Regions from separate parts of the Homo sapiens genome. Here region 2 is linked to region 1. Evidence: chromatin loops called from intact Hi-C (ENCODE). Cell type or tissue: tibial artery. All regions are shown on one strand. Links, peaks and the distances in the headings refer to the core of each region. The heading gives the core; the rest is flanking DNA.

Region 1 (10,515 bases), core at 1,771-9,770:
TGGAGCTGGAATGTGGAGTCAGCAGTGAGGCCATACCAATCCTGCCTGCCCAGCAGCGGGAGGGTTCAGTATTGGCTAAAAAAGCCCGGGTAGTTGATCTGAGTGGATCTTGCCAGAAGGGGCCTGTGCCTGCCATCCACAAAGCGGGTATCATGTCCGCCCAGGATGAGTCTCTAGATCCTGTCATCCAATGTAGGACTCCACGACCCCCCTTGAGACCTGGTGCTGTGGGTCACCTTCCTGTTCCAACTGCCTTAACAGTTCCCACTCAGCAACTCCACTGGGAAGTCTGTCCGCAACGCTCCCCTGTTCAAGCACTTCAGCCTCTCCAAGCTGCTAGAGGGACCATTCAGAGCAGCCCTCAAAATCGTTTCCCTTGTCAGCCATTCCAGTCTCCAAGTTCCTGGTTAAGTGGCAAAGCTCATTTACCCAGACCTCGAACTCCCAACTCAAGCTGTTCTACTCCCTCAAGGACTAGCTCTGGATTATTTCCTCGGATACCCTTACAACCGCAAGCTCCAGTGTCTTCCATTGGGTCTCCTGTTGGTACCCCAAAAGGTCCCCAGGGAGCTCTGCAGACACCCATAGTCACCAACCACCTGGTGCAGCTAGTCACTGCTGCCAGCCGGACACCCCAGCAGCCCACCCATCCCTCCACCCGAGCCAAAACTCGCCGTTTCCCTGGCCCAGCTGGGATCCTGCCTCACCAGGTGAGTGAGCTGGCTTTCTAGGATTTGGTGGGCAAGGGAGAGAAGCAGGGTTCCAGCACTGTCCAGCCCTAGCATATCTTCCCTCTTGCAGAGAAGGAAGGAAGGAAGTGCAGAGAGGCTTTTCAAAGCTGCAGGAGAAATAAAAGGGAAGAACTGAATGCTAGAAAATCCACTGTGAAGAAGTGCTTAAGGCTCTGAGGACATCATAATTTTCTTTTTTCTTCTCCTTTTTTTTTTTTGAGATGGAGTCTTGCTGCAACATCCAGGCTGGAGTGCAGTGGCGCAATCTCAGCTCACTGAAACCTCTGCCTCCTGGGTTTAAGCGATTCTCCTGCCTCAGCCTCTTGAGTAGCTGGGACTACAGGCCCCCGCCACCATGCCTGGCTAATTTTTGTGTTTTTGGTAGAGACAGAGTTTCACCATATTGGCCAGGCTGGTCTCGAACTCCTGACCTCAAGTGATCTGCCCGCCTCGGCCTCCCAAAGTGCTGGGATTATAGGCGTGAGCCACCACGCCTGACCCTCTTTTCCTTTTTTTAAGAAGACCCTCTTTTCCTTTTTTTAAGAATTAGAGATTGGCTATGTTGCTCAGGCTGGTCATGAACTAGGCTCAAGCCATTCTCCCGCCTTAGCCTCCCATATAGCTGGGACTACAGGTGTGCACTAGGGCAGGAAGTCATTCTTGTGCATTTGTTAAGGTCTTATGTGTTGGACAATTTGCTTGGAACTGAGAATACAGAGATTAAAAGAAACAGTTCCTGTCCTAAAGAACTTACAGTGAAATGGAAGAAACAGATGTAAACAAACAAACATGCACAAAGCACACAGTGTGAACAGGGGTCATTCCCTGGGTGCTGGGAAGACACTGGCTCTGCCTTAGGCTTGCTGAGTGGGCTTTGGATGGATGAGTAGGAGGTTAACAGGTGTGTGGCGGAGCGGGCGCTGTGCTCTGTGGATGTTCTGGCAGTGGGAAAGCAGGGAAGAGCATGTGTAAGGGCACAGAGGCAGAAGAGCAAGGTGCTCTCAGATCCACAGAACAGTTCATTGTGGCAGGTGTGGGGAAGCTGGGGCTGAAAAGGAGACAGCCCTGGTGAGACTTGGATTAAACTAGTCTTGGATCAGATCCCAGATAATTGGACTCTGAGGATCTGGACTGGTTGTGATAGGTGTGCCCTCTTCCTCCCATTTTAAGGGTGTTTGAAACAATTTCTGCCTGTTACTTGCTCTTCCCTAGCATGTTAGCAGATATCCAAAGAGGCCGTCTATGTTCCTCCTGGGCTGGATCTCCCTGGAGGAAAGGGTTAGGACTTGGGGAAAGCTGCCCCTTTGCTCATCACAGGCCTCTCAATTTTTCTTTCTTTCTTTCTTTTTTTTTTTTTTTAAGACAGAGTCTTGCTCTCTCGTCCAGGCAGGAGTGCAGTGGCACAATCTCGGCTCACTGCAACCTCCACCTCCCAGCTTCAAGTGATTCTCCTGCCTCAGCCTTCCAAGTAGCTGGCATTACAGGCATGGGCCACCACGCCTGGCTAATTTTTGTATTTTTGGTAGAGATGGGGGTTTCTCCATGTTGGCCAGGCTGGTCTCGAACTCCTGACCTCAGGTGATCCACCCGCCTCAGCCTCCCAAAGTGCTGGGATTACAGGTGTGAGCCGCCACGCCCAGCCAGGCCTCTCTATTTGGGTCACTGCCCCCTTCAGGCAGCCCTGGTTTTTGCACCTGGGCGAGCTCCGGCTTCCTCACGTTTTCAAACCAATCCCCAAAGTATCTTTTTTGAGCTGCCAAAGAGGCTCCTGAGACTTTGTTAGGAGAGATGTAATATGTGTTAATAGTCCCTGATCATTTCCTGAACTCATTATGTAAACCAGACAATAAGCTGTACTTGTAAATAACAGCTGCTAAGCTTGCTCTCATCTTCTCCTTCCCTCCCCTCTTAGCAGAGTGGGAGAAGTCTGGAGGACATCATGGTTTCCGCGCCCCAAACTCCAACCCATGGTGCTCTGGCTAAATTCCAGACAGAGGTAACTTATGCAAATGTTAACTTTCTGGGTGTGATTTGAGAGTGAGGGGCGTCCCTGTGTGTTTCAGGAGTTAAGAATCAAGAGCTGATGCTGCTAGGCCTGTTTGCTGGTGTCACACACTAAAAGGCATTTGAGGCAGGTAGTTGGGGGAGGCAGCAATTTTACTGGCATTAAGTGAGGCCTGTCCTGGTGCCAGGTAGGTATTATCTGATGCCATGGGTCCAGCCTTCTTTCCCATCTAAGAAATAAAGGCCCAGCTAGCTCCAGCTTCCCCTGGGGGAGGAGACTGTGATAAGTATTATGAGATTGTGTCTCAGGAGCCCTTCCTCTCAGGTTTCTGAGAACTGAGCTGGGAAGGATCTGCCTTCTCTTGCCTTTGCTGGGTTCCCTTTGGTGGGTGAGACCCTGCTTCCCTTCTCCTTGGGGTTCTGGTTGACCTGCTCTGCCCTCAAACCCAGTTTTGCTTTTAATTCTCCCCAGTATTTTTTCTCTGCTGTAGCTCCGCAGATCTGCCAGTCCATTTCAGATCCAAAGCAGCAGATACTCTCTGGATTCAAAGCATGTATTAATGTAAGAAGGTTAATTGTTAAAGCTAGAAGCATGCCAAATAGAATATGACTGGTTTCAAAATGGCTAAGCCACTCTGGAAGCCTATAAATATATGTGGTGGATCCCTACCCCTAAGACTTTTTGAGTCTGTTACAAAAAATAAGCGTAGATAGCCTTCTGCTTCAATGCAGTTAAAGTCAGGAGCTGATTTTATTTTATTTTATTTTATTATGTTATTTTATGTTATTTTATTTTATTTTATTTTATTTTTGAGACGGATTCTCGCTCTGTTGCCCAGGCTGGAGTGCAGTGTCGTGATCTCGGCTCACTGCAACCTCCGCCTCCTGGGTTCAGGCTATTCTCCTGCCTCAGCCTCCTGAGTAGCTGGGACTGCAGGCGTGTGCCACCATGCCTGGCTAATTTTTGTATTTTTAGTAGAGACGGGGTTTCACCATGTTAGCCAGGATGGTCTCCATCTTCTGACCTCATGATCTGCCCGCCTTGGCCTCCCAAAGTGCTGGGGTAACAGGTGTGAGCCACTGCGCCCAGTCAATTTTTGTATTTTTAGTAGAGACGAGGTTTCACCATGTTGGCCAGGCTGGTCTCGAACTCTTGTCTTCAGGTGATCCACCCGCCTCGGCCTTCCAAAGTGCTGGGATAACAGGTGTGAGCCACCGCGTCTGGCCCAGGAGCTGATTTTATTAAAAATTTGTTTTTCATACCTAGTCCTGCAGACAGGACCTGATTTTAAAAAGAAAAAAAAAGAGTATCTGCTGAATGAAACCTGTGATACGCGACAAGATTTTCACGTGCTTCAAATGCCAAAGCAATCAGAAAAAAAAAAAAGAAAAAGAGAAAAAAAAGATGTCACATACCATTTTCTGGCCTTGGAGATAAATGAGAGGAGAGACTGTGGCCATTGTACTACAGTTTTTCCGAGGGGATTTGCCTTTCCTCTCTCACCCTTCCACCCTGTTTCAATCAAGAGTCTGTAGCAAGGTAGACCTATTCATACAGGCTCCCCCTCTGCTCTGTGGTACCAGATTGTTGCTAGTTCCCAGGCATCTGTGGAGGAGGATTTTGGGCGAGGGCCCTGGCTGACCATGAAATCCACGCTAGGCCTGGATGAGAGAGACCCTAGCTGCTTCCTCTGTACCTACAGCATTGTCATGGTGCTGCGCAAGGTAAGGATTCTGGGTGCTGAGACCCAAAGGAAAGACCATTTTTCTCCCTCTCTCTGACCTACTGCCCTACTCCACCTTAGGAAGGGGCTGTTTGCTCCCTCGTACCCTATACAAGTAGCAGCACGAAGCCCCTTTGGTTGTATCTTCCACTTACCTACCTTTTCACTGTCATCCATAGGATTGGGCCCAGGTGGAAGGAGAGAGTGGGTTATGGTATGCCTCTGCACTTCCAGGCCCTGGGTGGGGTGGGGTGAGCACACTGCCACCCTCAAATCTCCCTAGTGGTTAAGGGTTGTGTGCAGAGACATGCCAGTACATGTGCCAACATATCCCTGCCTGTGACTGTTATGATGGAACATTGTGTAAACACATATAAACAAAAGAAAGTGCTGGACACAGTGGCTCACACCTGTAATCCCAGCATTTTAGGAGGCTGAGGTGGAAGGATCACAAAGGTCAGGAGTTCGAGACCAGCCTGGGCAACAAAGCGAGACCCTGTCTCTACAAAAAAATACAAAAAAAAAAAATCAGCTGGATGTGGTGGCACATGTCTTATAGTCCCAGCTACTAGGGAGGCTGAGGCCAGAGGATCACTTGATCTTAGGAGGTTGAGGCTACAGTGAACTATGATCGTGCCACTGCCCTCCAGCCGGGGCAATAGAGCGAGAGCTTGTCTCCTTTAAAAAAAACCCAAGGCCGGGCGTGGTGGCTCACACCTATAATCTTGAGAGGTCAAGGCGGGCGGATCACCTGAGGTCGCGAGTTCAAGACCAGCCTGACCAACCTGGAGAAACCCTGTCTCTACTAAAAATACAAAATTAGCCGGACGTGTTGGCACATGCCTGTAATTCTAGCTACTCAGGAGGCTGAGGCAGGAGAATTGCTTGAACCTGGAAGGCAGAAGTTGCGGTGAGCCAAGATGTGCCATTGCACTCTAGCCTGGGCAATAAGAGTGAAACTCCGACTCAAGAAAAAAACAAAAACCAAACAGGTCAGGCGGGGTGGGTCACGCCTGTAATCCCAGCACTTTGGGAGGCTGAGGCGGGCAGATCACTTGAGGTCAGGAGTTCGAGACCAGCCTGGCCAACATGGTGAAACCCCCTCTATTGAAAATACAAAAATTAGCCAGGCTTGGTGGCACACGCCTGTAAGTCCAGCTACTCAGGAAGCTGAGGCTGGAGCATCGCTTGAACCCAGAGGCGGAGGTTGCAATGAGCCAAGGTCGTGCCATGGTACTCCAGCCTGGGCGACAGAGCGAGACTCCATCTCAAAAATAAAAAAATAGGCCGGGTGCGGTGGCTCATGCCTGTAATCCCAGCACTTTGGGAGGCCGAGGTGGGTGGATCACGAGGTCAGGAGTTCAAGACAAGCCTGGCCAACATGGTGAAACCCTGTCTCTACTAAAAATACAAAAATTAGCCGGGCGTGGTGGTGGGCGCCTGTAATCCCAGCTACTTGGGAGCCTGAGGCAGGAGAATCGCTTGAAACCAGAAGGTGGAGGTTGCAGTGAGCCAAGATTGTGCCATTGCACCCAGCCTGGGAGCGAAACTCCCTCTCAAAAAATAAAAAAGAACGGAGGCAGGGGAGAGAAATGAAGGACCTCCCAGCTCTAGGTCTGTCAGAGAGAGATGGGGTACCTCCTTGTCCTCCACAAAGAAGATCATCACTATAACTATACTCTGACCCCTCCTAACCCCGGTTGCCCTGGCACACTTGGAGACCTGGGAAGTCACAAGTGGGCCGTGGAAGGCTCAGCATATGCCTCTCCTTGTAAGCAGGCAGCCCTGAAGCAGCTTCCTAGGAACAAGGTCCCCAACATGGCGGTGATGATCAAGTCCCTGACTCGGAGCACAATGGACGCCAGTGTGGTTTTCAAGGACCCCACGGGTAAGGAATTAGGTCCTAGGTTGTCTGGTGAGTGGGCTCCATTGAGGCCAGGAAATGAGGTGGAATCACCCTCTCCCTTTGCAGACAGGAAAACTGAGGCAGTGAGCAGCCCACTTCCCAGCCAGGGCCCATACCAGTCGCTGTGCTGCCCTTGACCCCGAGACTGATGGGCCATGTGGTATTTGCAGGAGAGATGCAGGGGACGGTGCACAGGTTGCTGCTGGAGACGTGCCAGAATGAGCTGAAGCCTGGCTCAGTGCTGCTGCTGAAGCAGGTATGGGGAGCAGCTCTCCACACCACTGCCCCCCGGATAGAGCCCTCAGTGTCTGTCTCCTTACCTGTTTGGCTGCCTTCCTCTACAACACCAGGCACGGAGTGGCTGAACCATTGCTAGGCCCTGGCTTGAGCTCAGGGAAGGCCTGTGGCCCTTGAGCTGGCCCCCATTCTTCAGGGTGGATAGGGATGGAGGGTTGTGTTAAGGGGAGATTGTGGCAAATGGTTCTCTTCTGGCACCAAGGCTAGGCAGAGGACACCAAGTGAAAGGCAGGTGGGAGCCAGGTGTCCATCTGGCAGCTCCCAGTGCTCCATCAGGACACTGACCTTCCCTTTCCTTGACTCCAGATTGGAGTGTTTTCTCCTTCACTTCGAAATCACTACCTCAACGTGACACCCAACAACCTGGTCCATATTTACAGCCCGGATTCTGGGGATGGGAGCTTCCTCAAGCCATCTCAGCCCTTCCCCAAGGTAAGAGGAGCAGGAAGAAACGGGAGACTGGTAAGGCCCTCCTTCTGCCTGGATCTTCTGATTTCTTCCTCTCTTCCACCCTGGGGAGCAGAGGTCTGAAGGGGGCAGGTGCTCTGAGGTGAAAAGGTATCTTTGGGGACAGGACCATCTCCTATCCCTCATCCAGCCGCCTGGCAGATGGCTCAGTAACAGTACCTAGAGGAGCAGCTGGCTTCTTGGTGATCCCTGAGCATCTGATGGCAGGCTTGAACATCTGAGAGGATAGGAGTCACTTGAGAACTAACCAAGTGGAGGGCCCACCAGGGGGTGGTGGCAGTAAATGACCGAGGGTCAGATCTGCTACAGGTGGCAGTGTGGAGAACAGTGAGCTACAAATGGCCTGTCAGGTGAGCCAGCACCTGCTCTGTGTCTTCCCTCTTGGCATCTGCCTCTGCTAAATTAGGGGGAAGCTGCACAGAGCACTGGTGGGGACATCCTCTTTAGGAACCGAGACGAGCATTTGGCATTTATGGGAGGTAAGCATGGGCTTCCAGGCAGATCCACTCCAGGTTGAGAGTGTAGAGCCTGGGCTTGACTTGCCCTGCCCCCACCACCTTCCTAGGATCTTGTGTACTGAAAACGTGTACTGTGACCTTGGGCAAGTCCTGTTGCCTCCCTTGCAACAGCTTCATCTATAGTACGTTTGACTTGATGACCTCTAGTCATCTTAGACAGAGGTTTTCATCTAAGCTCCAACTTTCCACTTCCATTTTCCTCATCTTTCCCCTTAGCCCCTCCACATTCTCTCAAAATCACCCCACTTCTAAACCCTTTCTTTTTCTTTCTTTTCTTTTCTTTTTTTTTTGAGACAGTTTTGCTCTGTCACCCAGGCCAGAGTGCAGTGGCGTGACCTTGGCTCAATGCAACCTCTGCCTTCCAGATTCAAGCGATTCTCCCACCTCAGCCTCCCGAACAGCTGGGACCATGCCCAACTAAATCTTTTTGTATTTTTTAGTAGAGACAGAGTTTTGCCATATTGGCCAGGCTGGTCCCGAACTCCTGACCTCAGGTGATTGGCCTGCCTTGGCCTCCCAAAGTGCTGGGATTATAGGCATGAGCCACCGTGCTCGGCCTATTTTTCTTTTAAATTTCAAATTATCTATACTTATTGAAATAAATCAAAATAGCACAGAATAAGCAAAAAATGGGTCCTACCCTTCCCCACTCCTATTTCCTAGGACTAACCATGGTTAACCATTTAATTACCGGTATTTATTTATTTTTTTTTTTTGAAATGGAGTCTCACTCTGTCACCCAGGCTGTAGTGCAGTGGCATGTTCTCAGCTCACTGCAACTTCACCTCCCGGGTTCAAGTGATTCTCCTGCCTCAGCCTCCTGAGTAGCTGGGATTACAGGTGTGTGCCACCACACTCGGCTACTTTTTGTATTTTTAGTAGAGACGGGATTTCACCATGTTGGTCAGGCTGGTCTCGAACTCCTGACCTTGTGATCCACCTGCCTCAGCCTCCCAAAGTATTGGGATTACAGGCATGAACTAGGCGTGCCAGGCCCAGTTTTTGTGTTTTTAGTAGAGATGGGGTTTCACCATATTGGCCAGGCTAGTCTCAAACTCCCGACCTCAAGTGATCCTCCTGCCTTGGCCTCCCAAAGTGCTGGGATTACAGGTATCAGCCACCGTGCCTGGCCTTAATTACCAGTTTTAATTACCTGCCCATATATTAGCTATATATTCCTTTGGGGATTGTTAACAACTAATTTTAAATCTCAGGCTAACTCTTCAATGTATTTCTGAATGGCCTCTTCACTCTCTGCTCTAGTTATAGAGAATCTCTAAAATATTAGATACCAACAGAACTAGGAAAGCAAATCAGCCAAAAGAGGTTTGTTTTTTGTTTTGTTTATTATCTGCTGCTTTGGGTGTTTGGTGTTTCAGCTGCCTCCCTTCAGCATGGGCCTGGGTGGCTGGCCTCTGCCATACTCTTCCATCATGTTTCTTTTTTTTTTTTTTTTTTTTTTTTTGGAGCAAGGGTCTCACTCTGTCCCCCAGGCTGGAGTGCAGTGGCACGATATTGGCTCACTGCAACCTCTGCCTCCTGGGTTCAAGCGATTCTCATGCCTCAGCCTCCCGAGTAGCTAGGATTACAGGCGTGTGCCACCATGCCCGGCTCTGTTTTTGTATTTTTAGTAGAGATGTGGTTTCACCGTGTTGGCCAGGCTGGTCTCGAACTCCTGACCTCAAATGATTCACCCGCCTCGGCCTCCCAAAGGGCTGGGATTACAGGTGTGAGCCACCACACCTGGCCCCATCATGTTTCTTTCCTGAGCCCCACACTGTTCGTTTGAGGTTGTCTGGGTAGAGGTGGTGCCATCTGAAGGGATTTCAGGGACACAGGCATTGGTAACCAGATCCTCTGTCCCCAGGATTCAGGGAGCTTCCAGCATGATGTGGCTGCAAAGCCCGAGGAAGGCTTCAGAACAGCACAGAACCTAGAGGCAGAGGCGTCCCCTGAGGAAGAACTCCCAGAAGCAGGTAAAGCAGTCAGCCCATCTGGGAGCAAGAGAGGTTCTATTTCCTGTTGAATAGCTGAACCAGAATCTTCCTGGCTATATCTTGTTCCTCTTTCCATGAATCTTTGGATCTTATATAATCTTACAGAAATCAGATACAGTGTCTTGTTTGGCAAGGCTGCAGGCCACAAACTCGTTAACAGTGTGATGGGGCCATGTAAAACAAAGTGTCATCCACAGGTTTCCCCCATTTTCAGGTTATGTGCCATCAGCCACAAGGAGGAAACATCACCATCCCCTGTCCAGATGGACAGGCGCTATCTTTGTGCCACACTCTGAGTCCTCTGTGGGCTGATGACCAGACCACAGAGGCAGATTTCCCATCCTGAGTAAGCTTAGAGGAGTGCTGAGGAGTCAAGACGTCCACTGGTTTTTGGGAAAACCAGGCTACAAACCAGAGAGGCCCAAATGCAGACCCCTTGTGGTTGGGCCAGCTGCTTCCTCAGAAGGCAGCATCACCCAGGTGAAACTAACACCATTCAGGATCTAGTTTTAGCTTTTTTTACTTTAATTTTTATTTTTGCGACAGGGTCTCATTCTGTTGCCCAGGCTGGAGTGCAGTGTTATGAACACGCCTCACTGCATCCTCGGCCTCTAGGCTCAAGCAGTCCTCCCACCTCAGCCTCCCGAGTAGCTGGGACTATAGGTATGTGCCACTATGCCCAGCAATTTTTTTTTTTTTTTGAGACGGAGTCTCGCTCTGTCACCCAGGGTGAAGTGCAGTGGTGCGATCTCAGCTCACTGCAAGCTCCGCCTCCCGGGTTCATGCCATTCTCCTGCCTCAGCCTCCTGATTAGCTGGGACTACAGGCGCCCGCCACCATGCCCAGCTAATTTTTTGTGTATTTTTAGTA
Region 2 (10,515 bases), core at 1,250-9,249, 200 kb before region 1:
GGTACAATGGTCAACAGCCCCGGCTGAACTCAACAGCCAGCACTAGCATGCGAATGAGCCTTCTCAGGCATCAGCCCAGTGGATCCTTAACCACAACCCTGCCAACCTCTGATAGTATCCGCATGTGAGACTCAAAGCAAGAACTGCCAGGGGGAGCACTTCCTGATCCTGACCCACAAAATCCTGAGTGATGTACAATGGTTGCTTGAAGCTGCCAAGTTTTAGGGTAACTTATTATACAACATAGTAACCAGAGTGCTTACCTTCCCCTTCCCTCCCTTGCCACTGGCCGGAACACAGATGAGGCCATGGTGGGCTGTCTTCAGTCCTGTAAATGACATAGATGAGGGCATGGGGAAGCCACAAACGAGGAGCCTGGGCTCTTGGATGCCCTCATGGAGCACAACTGCCAACTCCCCACGTGCCACTCACATTTCATGCAAGAGAAATAAATTTCCATCTTGTTTAAGCCACTGTTAATTCCACCTGTTTTTTTTTTAAGCCAAATCAATATCCTAGTAATATGATATATGTAAAACAAACAGCTCAGTGTCTCGCACATAAATAAGTGCTTTTTGGAAAAAATAATTATTGCTATTGTCATTATTATTATACTAATAATAATTATTAATAATGTTATTACCCTAAACTGCTCAACACTCCTCAAAATGAACATGAGGTGGACCCATGTCACTGATGGTCAATGAGACATGTCAAGCTGGGCAGAAATTGTCTGTGGTCATGCCTAACTCATACCAGGTCTCTCTTCCATCCGCCTTAAACTGACTATAGCTCTCCCAGGCAGACCAATAGACAGGGGATCATGGACACCAACACACAGACACATCCTCCCACTCCCCACCCACACAATGAACCAAAGCTCAGGGCAGCCACTGTGTGCTCTCGTCCCACCTGTCCTGTTGCAGGAGAGAAGACAGGAGGCAAAATAGGATGGAAAGTGGGTCTAAGATAATGAGTGGGGAGAGGGAGTCAAAGAAACTAACTCCATCCCCAAGAAATCAGGCAAGGCTTCCAGGAGGAGGTGACCACTATCCTGAGAGTATCTTCCAGGCTTAAGAGAGGGAAAGGGCTCTGCAAGGAGGTAAAGTGGCCTGGGCAAAGGCGCAGAGCATCAGAATCCACATAGCCAGTGACCTCCACCTGCCTCCTCTGCCTCATCCTTTCAGCTCTACCTCCAGGGAGGCTGGAGGGCAGCACAGGGGAGGGTGGGTGTCAGAGCCCTGTGGCCCCCAAGGGACCTGTGTCCAAGCAGGGAACTTCTCTGCAGCTATGGCAGAGTCAGCTTTAGAGTCTTCTCTCCTTCCAGAACCATTGAACTGCAAATACTCCTTAAAAACCCTGATCCAGCCCAGGCGCGGTGGCTCACGCCTGTAATCCCAGCACTTTGGGAGGCCGAAGCAGGCAGATCACGAGGTCAGGAGATTGAGACCATCCTGGCCAACACGGTGAAACCCCGTCTCTACCAAAAATACAACAATTAGCTAGGTGTGGTGGTGAGAACCTGTAGTCCCAGCTACTCGGGAGGCTGAGGCAGGAGAATCACTTGGACCCAGGAGGTGGAGGTTGGAGTGAGTCAAGATCGCACCACTGCACTCCAGCCTGGGCGACAAAAGCAAAAACTCCATCTCTAAAACAAAAAACAAAACAAAAAAACCCCTGATCCGCTGCAAGGATGCCCCCAGCCTTCCTGTCGTTTTTCCCCTCTCTGGGTCACAGGTTTTGAAGTCAACCTGATTTCCCCCCTCATCTCCTAGTGCCCTGCTTCAGATTTGGGCAGGTCTTGCTGAACTGGAGTCCCAGAAGAGAGCCCACAGATACAGGAGGCTGTGTCCCAGGAAGGAGACATAGGCCCTTCCTTCTTGAGGCCCCAGGAGGGAGACAGGACACAGAGACATAGAACTCTCAGTGAACAGAGCAGAGGCCCTGAGAGCTGGGCAGTTAGAGAGGGCAGGAAGAGTGCAATTGGGCAATCAAGGCAAGCTTCTTGGAGGAAAGGGGCAGGGAAGGGTGGATGTCAGGGGAGATCAGTCTGCAGGCAGGCTCTGGAATAGGTACAGAGTGGTGAGGGATTCGAGTTGGATTCCAGTTTAAACATCCACAGAGCCTTTAGGCTTCAGTAGCTAGTCCAGGGGAGGGGGGTACATGGAGGGTGTCCCTATGGCCTTGTCACTAAGAAAGAACAGTTCGTGACTTATCCACTGCGTGTGAATTCAGCGAGATTGGGGAGGGAGGTTTCTTAGGGATAGGGCAGCCTCCACACTCCCATTGCTCCTCTACTCAGGGAAAGGGGGACGGTAGAAATGGCCTGCCTCTCCGGCCAGCACACGTACAGCCATCTCACCCCCACACGGCTCTTCCTCCACAGCCCCATTTTGGATTACACTTCACCTCCAGCCACTCCAGCCCTGGGCGCTAGTACTACAGCTCCTGGGGAAACGCCCCGGGGTGTTGGTGCCCGACTCGTCCCCCAGCCGTCTTCGGCTTCACGGGGTGGGGGAGGGACAGCCCTGACCCCATCTGCTCTCCTAGGCTGCCTAGCAGGCTCCTGTCGCCGCTCCCCGCCCCTTCTTCCAGAGTTCCATCCACTCCTGCCCCCACTCGACCAGAGTTCCTTCCACAGCAGTTCCTGGCCTGGGCGCTGTCCAGCTCCAGGCTGGGTGGTCGAGTCTTCCCTGGGCTCCGAGCAGAGGGAACTCCGCAGCCCGCCCCAGCCTTGTCCTGGGGCGCCTCTGTCCAAGTCGGTTTTCTCTTCCCTGGCCCCCACGCCTCCACCCTCCACTTCTACGGGATGCCACCTCCACGAAGGAGAAAGGAAAGGAAATACAAAGGCATACATTCCGTTTCTGTGGAATTTGCTCTTTATTTTGGGACCAGGGAAGGACCACACACAGCCCTCCAGCCCAGGGGGCGGGGGCACCGAGACGCGGGCGGAGGGCCGCACCCGAACCCTGCCCAGACGCCGCCGTCGGGAGGCAGAATCCGGGTTTCTGGGGTCGGGAGTGCGTATGCAAATGACGTGGGCGTGGTTGGCAGATCTCCCAGGAGGCCTCAGGGGTCCTCACCACAGGTCTGGGCCCTCCGACCTGCGGAAGCGAAGGGGAAGGAATTGGATCTGGGGAGGCGAGCCTGGGAGACGTCGTTAAGTGATGTTGCCAGGGTAGGGCCAGGCCGCGCTCTCGGATGCAGGATGTGTGGTAACGGGCGCTTTTACCGCGACCTGACGGGGCGGTCCTCGCCGTCGGGGAAGAACGTTTTGGAAAGAAGCGTGTCCGGGCCGTCTCTTTTCCCATACCTGGGGGCGGGGAAGGGAAGAGCGTGGTCAGATCTGGCCACGCCCCCAGGTGGAGCGGGGCCGCAGGGTGAGAGCCCCAGGGGTCCCGCTCCGCGCCTGCGCTCACCGCTGCCGGGTGACCAGGTTGAGGTAGTGGCGCAGGGAGGCGTAGTAGCGGTTCAGCTCCTCCGGCGAGGCGTCTTCGCGGGGAGCCTCGGGTTTGATGGGGTAGGCGTCGACCAGCGCCCCTAGGCAGACGAGCAGGGCCAGAAGCACTGTGGTCAAGGCGGGCCACGGCCTGCGCACGAACACCATCTGGGAAGGCGACATTGGGACGTGGGTCATTCCAAGCCTCGACCCTACACGGCGGGAGGCTGCGGCTGCCGTCGGGGCCGCGCTCCGACGCTCTCCCTGGGGCTGGTACCGGACCAAGGCTCAGCCACCGGGCTTGCTGTGTGTTCTTGGGCACTGCACCGTCTCCTGACTCAGTTTCCTCATGTCAGAGGAGCATAAGCCCTGCCTGCCTCCCCACCCCCACCCCCGCTGCTGGCCTCCTTCCCACCTCCGATGGCCCCCTCCAATCCAGTTTCCTACCACTCACCCCCAGCTTCCACCATCCCAGCCTCAGTTTCCCCACAAAACAGCCTGGGTTTCCCCAGGCTTGAGCCCCCAGCCACTCACAGCGATAGCTTGTGAAGCAGACGAGCAGGAGGTGGAAGGCGAGGGAAGTCCCAAGGGCTGCACTGCCGCAGGTCAAGCTGAGGCCTCCTCTGCTCAGCGCTTTCCTTGTGGGGCTTATATCCCCGCCTGGAAAGGGAGGGGGAGTCCCAGGGGGAGGGGGAGCCAGCAGGGGGTGGGCCCTTCTTCCTCCCTCCTTCCACCCTCGCCAGATCGCTGAGCTTATACCCAGCCAGTGCGTGATGTCTCCACCTCGCAGGAGCTGAGGGGGCAGTTGCCATGCTCAGATTCGTGGTCTCACTGGATGGGGTACCCAGCCTGAACCCCATGTTCACCCCACAGCCCCCCAGTGGCAGGTCTAGCCTCCTGAGGAAGTGAAGCGGTTGGATCTAGACTCCTGGGGCAGCCCCTAGGACCAGGGTTGAGATTCTGTCTTCCCTAGCCTGTCCGTGGATGGGAGTTGGGGGTGGGAGGGTGGACACATTCCCTCCAGTCCGTGGGATGTGTGACCACTCTTTCCAAAAGACAACCCTTTTCAGCCTCTGTTCAGTAATACCTTGGAGAAGGGCTGAGGAATGACAGGACCTTTTGGGGAAAGTCTTTCTCCTGGAGGCAGGGTGGGAGCACCTGACCTTGGCTCCTGACCTGCAGTTTATGGTGTCTTGGGGAGAGGCCTCTCTGAACACTCCATTATGTCCTCTCTCTATTAAAGAGTTGGAAAAGAGGCAGGAGGAGGCAGAAACCAATCTCCCCGCCAGAAGCAGCTGAGTCGGCCACCTGTGTATCCAGACTGGCACACACAGACCCCAGTCCAGCCATGTGTGGTATAGAGCCCCCTCCCAAGGCAGAGTGTCTCCACCCCTATGCAGGTGTCATTCAGAGCACTGGTGTCTTCTGGGCCTGAGTGATGCCAAGGCTTCCCAGGCACATGCCACTGTCCCCAGCCCATGGCAGTCTCCACTGGGCTCTAAGCCCAGATCCTTTGAAGGAAAGGACTCGTGTTTATTAAGCACCTACTATGCACTAGGTAGTGCATAATTTCGGGCATCACAAGACGATGAGCTGAGTTTATCTCCATTTTCCAGATGAGGAAACTGAAGCCCTGGGAGGTGATGGAGCAGCCAAGCTCACCCACAATTCAAACAGGAAAAGCAGGGTGAGGCAGAACCCAGGAAGAGGACCTCTCAATTGTGAGGGGCAGAAAGGCTCAGCACCTGGAGTAGCCATTGGGGCGCCAGAGGCAGGCCTGGGAGCAGGGACCCGAAGACTAAGTCTAGGGCCCACACCCACTCTGAGAGGCGGAGTAGGGGAAGGACCTTCAGACTGCCAACCCCCTCAAACCCACCTGCCCAGGAGGAGAAAGGGCTGTGGGAAGGTCTCCCCATAAAGCCCTTCCAGCTTCCTCTCCCTGGCCTCGCCAGACCTCCAGTACTTCCAGATGTCCCATCGGCCCATAGGGACTGATGGGGCCAACTTGTCCAGGCCCTTGGTTCTGAGCCAGCCCCTCCAGCCCCAGGACAGATGGCTGTGGGCGCTATTTTTAGAGCTCTCCTGAGATGGGGAGTTCAGGGCTCTCTGTCACCATTTTATGGGTTCAATCACCTGCATTCTCCGGAAATGGCTCCTTATCAGCCAGTCAGGCCCCATGGGACTCCACATCCCAGGAAACACCAGGGTGCCCTGCTGAGCATGGGGGTGGAAGAGGACACCAGGACAAGGGGACATAGATCCTGCCCTTGGAGGGAGGAGAAAAATCATTCTTCTTAGGGAGCCCTCATCCAGGGGGCAAGACACACCCCTGCCCTTCAAGAACCCCAGTCTCAAAGGAGAGATATGGCCATGTCATAGGGGAGCCCCAGTATGAGCGGTTCCCAGAACAGATACAGAGAGACAGAGACAGCCTTTGTCCTGTTTGGAGGGGAGACAGCAGAAATCAAATAATTCCATTCCTCCATGGAAAGACAAAAGACAGGTGCTCACCCTAGGATGGAGGGAGCAGTGGGGGCTGGTTAGGACATCTGTGATCCCAGGGATCAGGGCCTAGAGAAGGACCCTGCAGGCTAACGGGGGCAAGGATACCAGAGAGTAGGGGGCTATTTGCTCTTCTGACCCTGCGGCGGCACTAACCATGGTGCTGGTAGGGGATTTCTAGTGCACCGATTCTGGACAGAGACGAAGGAAACTGTGAGATGGCCATGGGGAATCTGACATCCCTGGAACCCTGTCATGTCTTGGGGAATGTGGAGTCCAAGGACAGATGGGAAGAGAGGAGAGACACTGTAGAAGCTAGAGGGCATGGGGTGGCCTGAATTCGGGCTACAACCTCTGAAGAAGTCACTTCCTCATTTATAGCCAAAGTAAATGGGCCCCTAGGTGGTCTCAGTGTGGACCAGGAGCCAGCCGCACATCCCCGCAAACCCTCTCTATCCCTCATACCCCCACCCTCCAATCTCACTCCCCAATTACAGGGCAAGCTGATTGGTTCATTAATCACCGCCTCCTCATCGAAGAGCTTATTAACTTGTTGATTAGCGGGGAAAATGTCTCAGCCCTCGATCAATGGGCTCAGCCACCCCCCGATCCACACACCCACACCCATCATTGCTGCATGACTCAGTGGCCATGAGACATGTCTAGGGTGTGAGGGGGGAAACTTCAGAAACAATTGTTTTTGTAGAAGTGAGACCAGGACCTGCCTCCGGTTTGTCCTTGAAGGGTGGGGGACAGAATCAAAGGGGAGGGGACAGAATCAGAATGGTCCCCATTCTGAGAGCACCTGGCAAGGCCACCCCAAGTCAGGGAGACCATGGACCTGGACCCCAGCCAACAATTCTCCTTGTCCAGTGGGCTCAAGGGCCACTCATCAAGATGGTGTGGCCTCTGCCATTCATCCCCAGAGGCTTAGAATTCTGTACCCCATCACCCACCTGCCTGTACCCACTCCCCACACACAAGGCCTCACTTTGATCACCATGCACTGTGTGGCACTGCTCCACTGCTTTCCACCCTCAGGCATTTCCTCATGCCCAGGGTCCTAGAGATAGCAGGTTGTCATACAGCAAGTGTAATTCAGGCCAGGCGTGGTGCTCACGCCTGTAATCCCAGCACTTTGGGAGGCCAAGGTGAGTGGATCACGAGGTCAGGAGTTCAAGACCAGCCTGGCCAACATGGTGAAACCCCATCTGTACTACAAATACAAAAATTAGCCAAGCGTCGTGGCGCATGCCTGTAGTCCCAGCTACTCTGGAGGCTGAAGCAGGAAAATTGCTTGAATCCAGGAGGCAGAGGTTGCAGTGAGCCAAGATCGCGCCACTGTACTCCAGCCTGAGCGACAGAGTGAAACTGTCTCCAAAAAAAAAAAAAAAAAAAAGTAATTCAATCCTCATTCAACAAGCACTTAAGTCCCTGCTGTGTGCCAGGCACTGATCTAGGCACTGGGATAGAGTAGTGAACAAACAGGCAAAATCCTTGCCCTTATAGAGCTCACATTCTAGTGACAGGAAATAGAAAATAAATAAATAAGCATGGAGGCTGGGTGCGGTGGCTCACGCCTGTAATCCCAGCACTTTGGGAGGCCAAGGCAGGTGGATCATCTGAGGCCAGGAGTTCAAGACCAGCCTGGTCAACATGGTGAAACCCCGTCTCTACTAAAACTACAAAAATTAGCCAAGCGCAGTGGCGGGCGCCTGTAATCCAGCTACTTAGGAGGCTATGGCATGAGAATCACTTGAATCCAGGAGGCAGAGGTTGCAGTGAGCCGAGATGGTGCCACTGCACTCCAGCCTTGGTGACAGAGTGAGAATCTGTCTCAAATAAATGAATAAATACATAAATAAATAAATAAGCATGGAATATGTCTGATAAGTGCTATAGAGAAAAATCAGAGCCGGGTGTAGTGGCTCATGTCTTTCCCAGTGCGCTGGGAGACCACGTTGGAGGATCGCTCACTTGAGCCCAGGAAGGAAGTGAGGAAGCAAACCATGAAGCTACCTTGAGAAGAGCAGGGGGTGGGTTTAGGAAACAGCGATGCCAAGAAGTAAGGGATTTTCACTTTTTATGGTAGGAGCTCTCCTAGGAGCTCTCCCTCTTACCTGAAGCTTCTGCAAAACACAGTAACAGATACTTGTGGTGTGCTGCGCGCCCAAGGCTCAGGCTTCGCTCTAGGACAGAGGTAGGCAAACTCTGTAAAGGAGCAGATAGTAAATATTTTAGGCTTTGTGGTCCATAGAGTTTCTGTTGACACCGTTAGGTTCATCCACCGTAGCTTGAAAGCAGCCACTGAATACACCAAAAAAAAAAAAAAAAAAAAAAGAATGGGCATGGTAGTGCTTCAGTAAATCTTTACTTACAGACATTAAAGTTTGAATTTTATATAATTTTCATGTCATAAAATTTTTTTAGTTTATTTCAACTGTTTACAGATTCAACCACTTTAAAAGCCATTCTTTTTATTATTATTGAGCTCAAGGGATCCTTCGGCCTCAGCCACCCAAAATGCTGAGATTATAGGTGTGAGTCACTGTGCCTGACCTAAAAGGCATTTTTTTTTTTTTTGAGACGGAGTCTTACTGTGTCACCCAGGCTGGAGTGCAGCAGCATGATCTCAGCTCACTGCAACCTCTGCCTTCCTTCAAGAGATTCTCCTGCCTCAACCTCCCAAGTAGCTGGAATTACAGGCACATGCCACCACGCCTGGCTAATTTTTGTATTTTTAGTAGAGATGGGGTTTCACCATGTTGGCCAGGCTGGTCTCGAACTCCCAGCCTCAAGTGATCCGCCTGCCTTGGCCTCCCAAAGTGCTGGGATTACGAGTGTGAGCCACCACACCCGGCCCCTAAAAGGCATTTTAACCCATAGAATGTACAAAAACAGGCCCACAGGGCCGTAGTTTGCTGACCCCTGGTCTAGAAAAGCAAGAATTCAGCTACCTCTGGGTTGAGTTGCCTTTTGGTTGGATGTGTCCCTAGCCTGTTTATGCCAGGTGTATTTGTCATTGTAATCATATAATTGAATTAAATATTATATAAACTGATGAAATATGAGTGCATAAAGAATTGTTTCCTTGCAAACTACGTTAAATGCTTTGGAAGTAATACACAAAGAGATTTGCTGACATGTTGAATTAGATGTGAAAGATAAACCATTAAGGGAAAATCCTAAAAATCTAGAAGTGTGCTACATCAGATTGCTTCACAAGTGTCTTTAAGTTTAAAGAAACTGGAAATAACAGGTGACAAATTATAGGATTGTGGGTGTGATTTATGCAAGAAAGTCAAAGGGTAATTTGAGTCAAGACACCCAAAGAAAAATTCGTGCCTCAATGTGAATTTTGTGTTTGAAATCAAAACAAAGTGACTAAGACCTGTATGTGTCTTTATGATTGCCCATTTAAGCTGACTTTTTCAAAACACTGGTCAATGACTCAGACCTGTTTATATCAAAACAAGGGCTTCTCTAGTACTTTATATATTTCCAATATAGTTTGAATGTTTAAAGGGTATTTCTATTTAATGGCTTAAATAACAACCAAAGAATTTTTAAAAACCAATAAAAATAGGCTGGGTGCAGTGGCTCATGCCTGTAATCCCCACACTTTGGGAGACCAAGGCGGGCGGATCACCTGAAGCCAGGAGTTTGAGACCAGCCTGGCCATGTCGAAACCCTGTCTGTACTAAAAATACAAAAATTAGCTGGGTATGGTGATGCATGCCTATAATCCCAGCTACTTGCGAGACTGAGGCAGGAGAATCACTTGAACCTGGGAGGCGGAGATTGTAATGAGCCAAGATCGCTCCACAGCGCTCCAGCCTGGGTGACAGAGCGAGACTACGTCTCAAAAAAGAAAAAAAATAAAAATAAAAATAAAATGCTGGTGTGTGTTGCGAAGCCTGAAATTAGATACTGTGAGGGTCCCTGGGCGCCAGCCCCTGTGAGTTCTGCGCACATCCCCTCCACATGAATGCTCCTGTTTGAATCCAAAACTTTTTTAAGGGCCCAACAGTCTCAAGAGGCCTGTGCTGCAGGTGCAGAAACTCAAGTCCTGAAAGAGGTATGGATTCAGGGAGAAACAGTTCTGACCTAGGTCAGACACAGTCAGCTCCCTGATTCACCAGGCCCTTATGGACTTGTGTCTTTGTGGCTCCTGGCATCTGATGTGATACTGGCATGTGTGTGCTCCTAGGTTATTGAATCAGTCAGTCAACATGTGAACATATTAGCTAAGATATTCATGCACCCCCCCTTAATAGATACCAAATAGCGGTAGCTTAAATATCATAGATGTTTATTTCTCTCTTGTATAAGAAACCAAGCTGGTAGCCAGGGGATAGGGTGCCTCTGATCTACAAGGAGCCCAAACACCATCTATCTTGTTACTCCAAGTTATGCACCCATCTACATGGTTTAAGAATGTTTGGCCGGGCGCGGTAGCTCACACCTGTAATCCCAGCACTTTGGGAGGCCAAGGCGGGTGGGTCACCTGAGATCAGGAGTTCTAGACCAGCCTGGCCAACATGGTGAAACCCCATCTCTACTAAAAATGCAAA

Evidence for each region. Hi-C counts contacts between places; a loop is a spot of excess contacts. Peaks named below come from ENCODE experiments on the same cell type or tissue, not always from the same donor. Only the 100,000 strongest peaks of a DNase experiment are listed, where the experiment ranks them.
Region 2: a loop joins it to region 1, with 2.6 times the contacts of the local background. A loop is called at or near these places in 44 of 110 quality-filtered maps.

The regions. Positions count from the first base shown.
Region 1 is chr17:44,148,318-44,158,832 of GRCh38, forward strand. It overlaps HROB (homologous recombination factor with OB-fold), which reads left to right. Exons shown (of 10, transcript NM_001171251.3): 3 at 1-710; 4 at 2,644-2,727; 5 at 4,320-4,460; 6 at 6,239-6,347; 7 at 6,536-6,621; 8 at 6,969-7,094; 9 at 9,516-9,624. Among named protein-coding and RNA genes, the nearest start is that of HROB, 12 kb to the left of the region's middle. In tibial artery, for the core only: no CTCF peak of the experiment used is centred there; no DNase peak of the experiment used is centred there.
Region 2 is chr17:43,949,877-43,960,391 of GRCh38, forward strand. It overlaps PYY (peptide YY), which reads right to left and starts at 4,064. Exons shown (of 4, transcript NM_001394028.1): 1 at 3,974-4,064; 2 at 3,420-3,607; 3 at 3,233-3,313; 4 at 2,857-3,104. The coding sequence starts at 3,607. The coding sequence ends at 3,080. RefSeq lists an enhancer at 3,099-3,602. In tibial artery, for the core only: no CTCF peak of the experiment used is centred there; no DNase peak of the experiment used is centred there; H3K27me3 peaks cover 5,246 bases.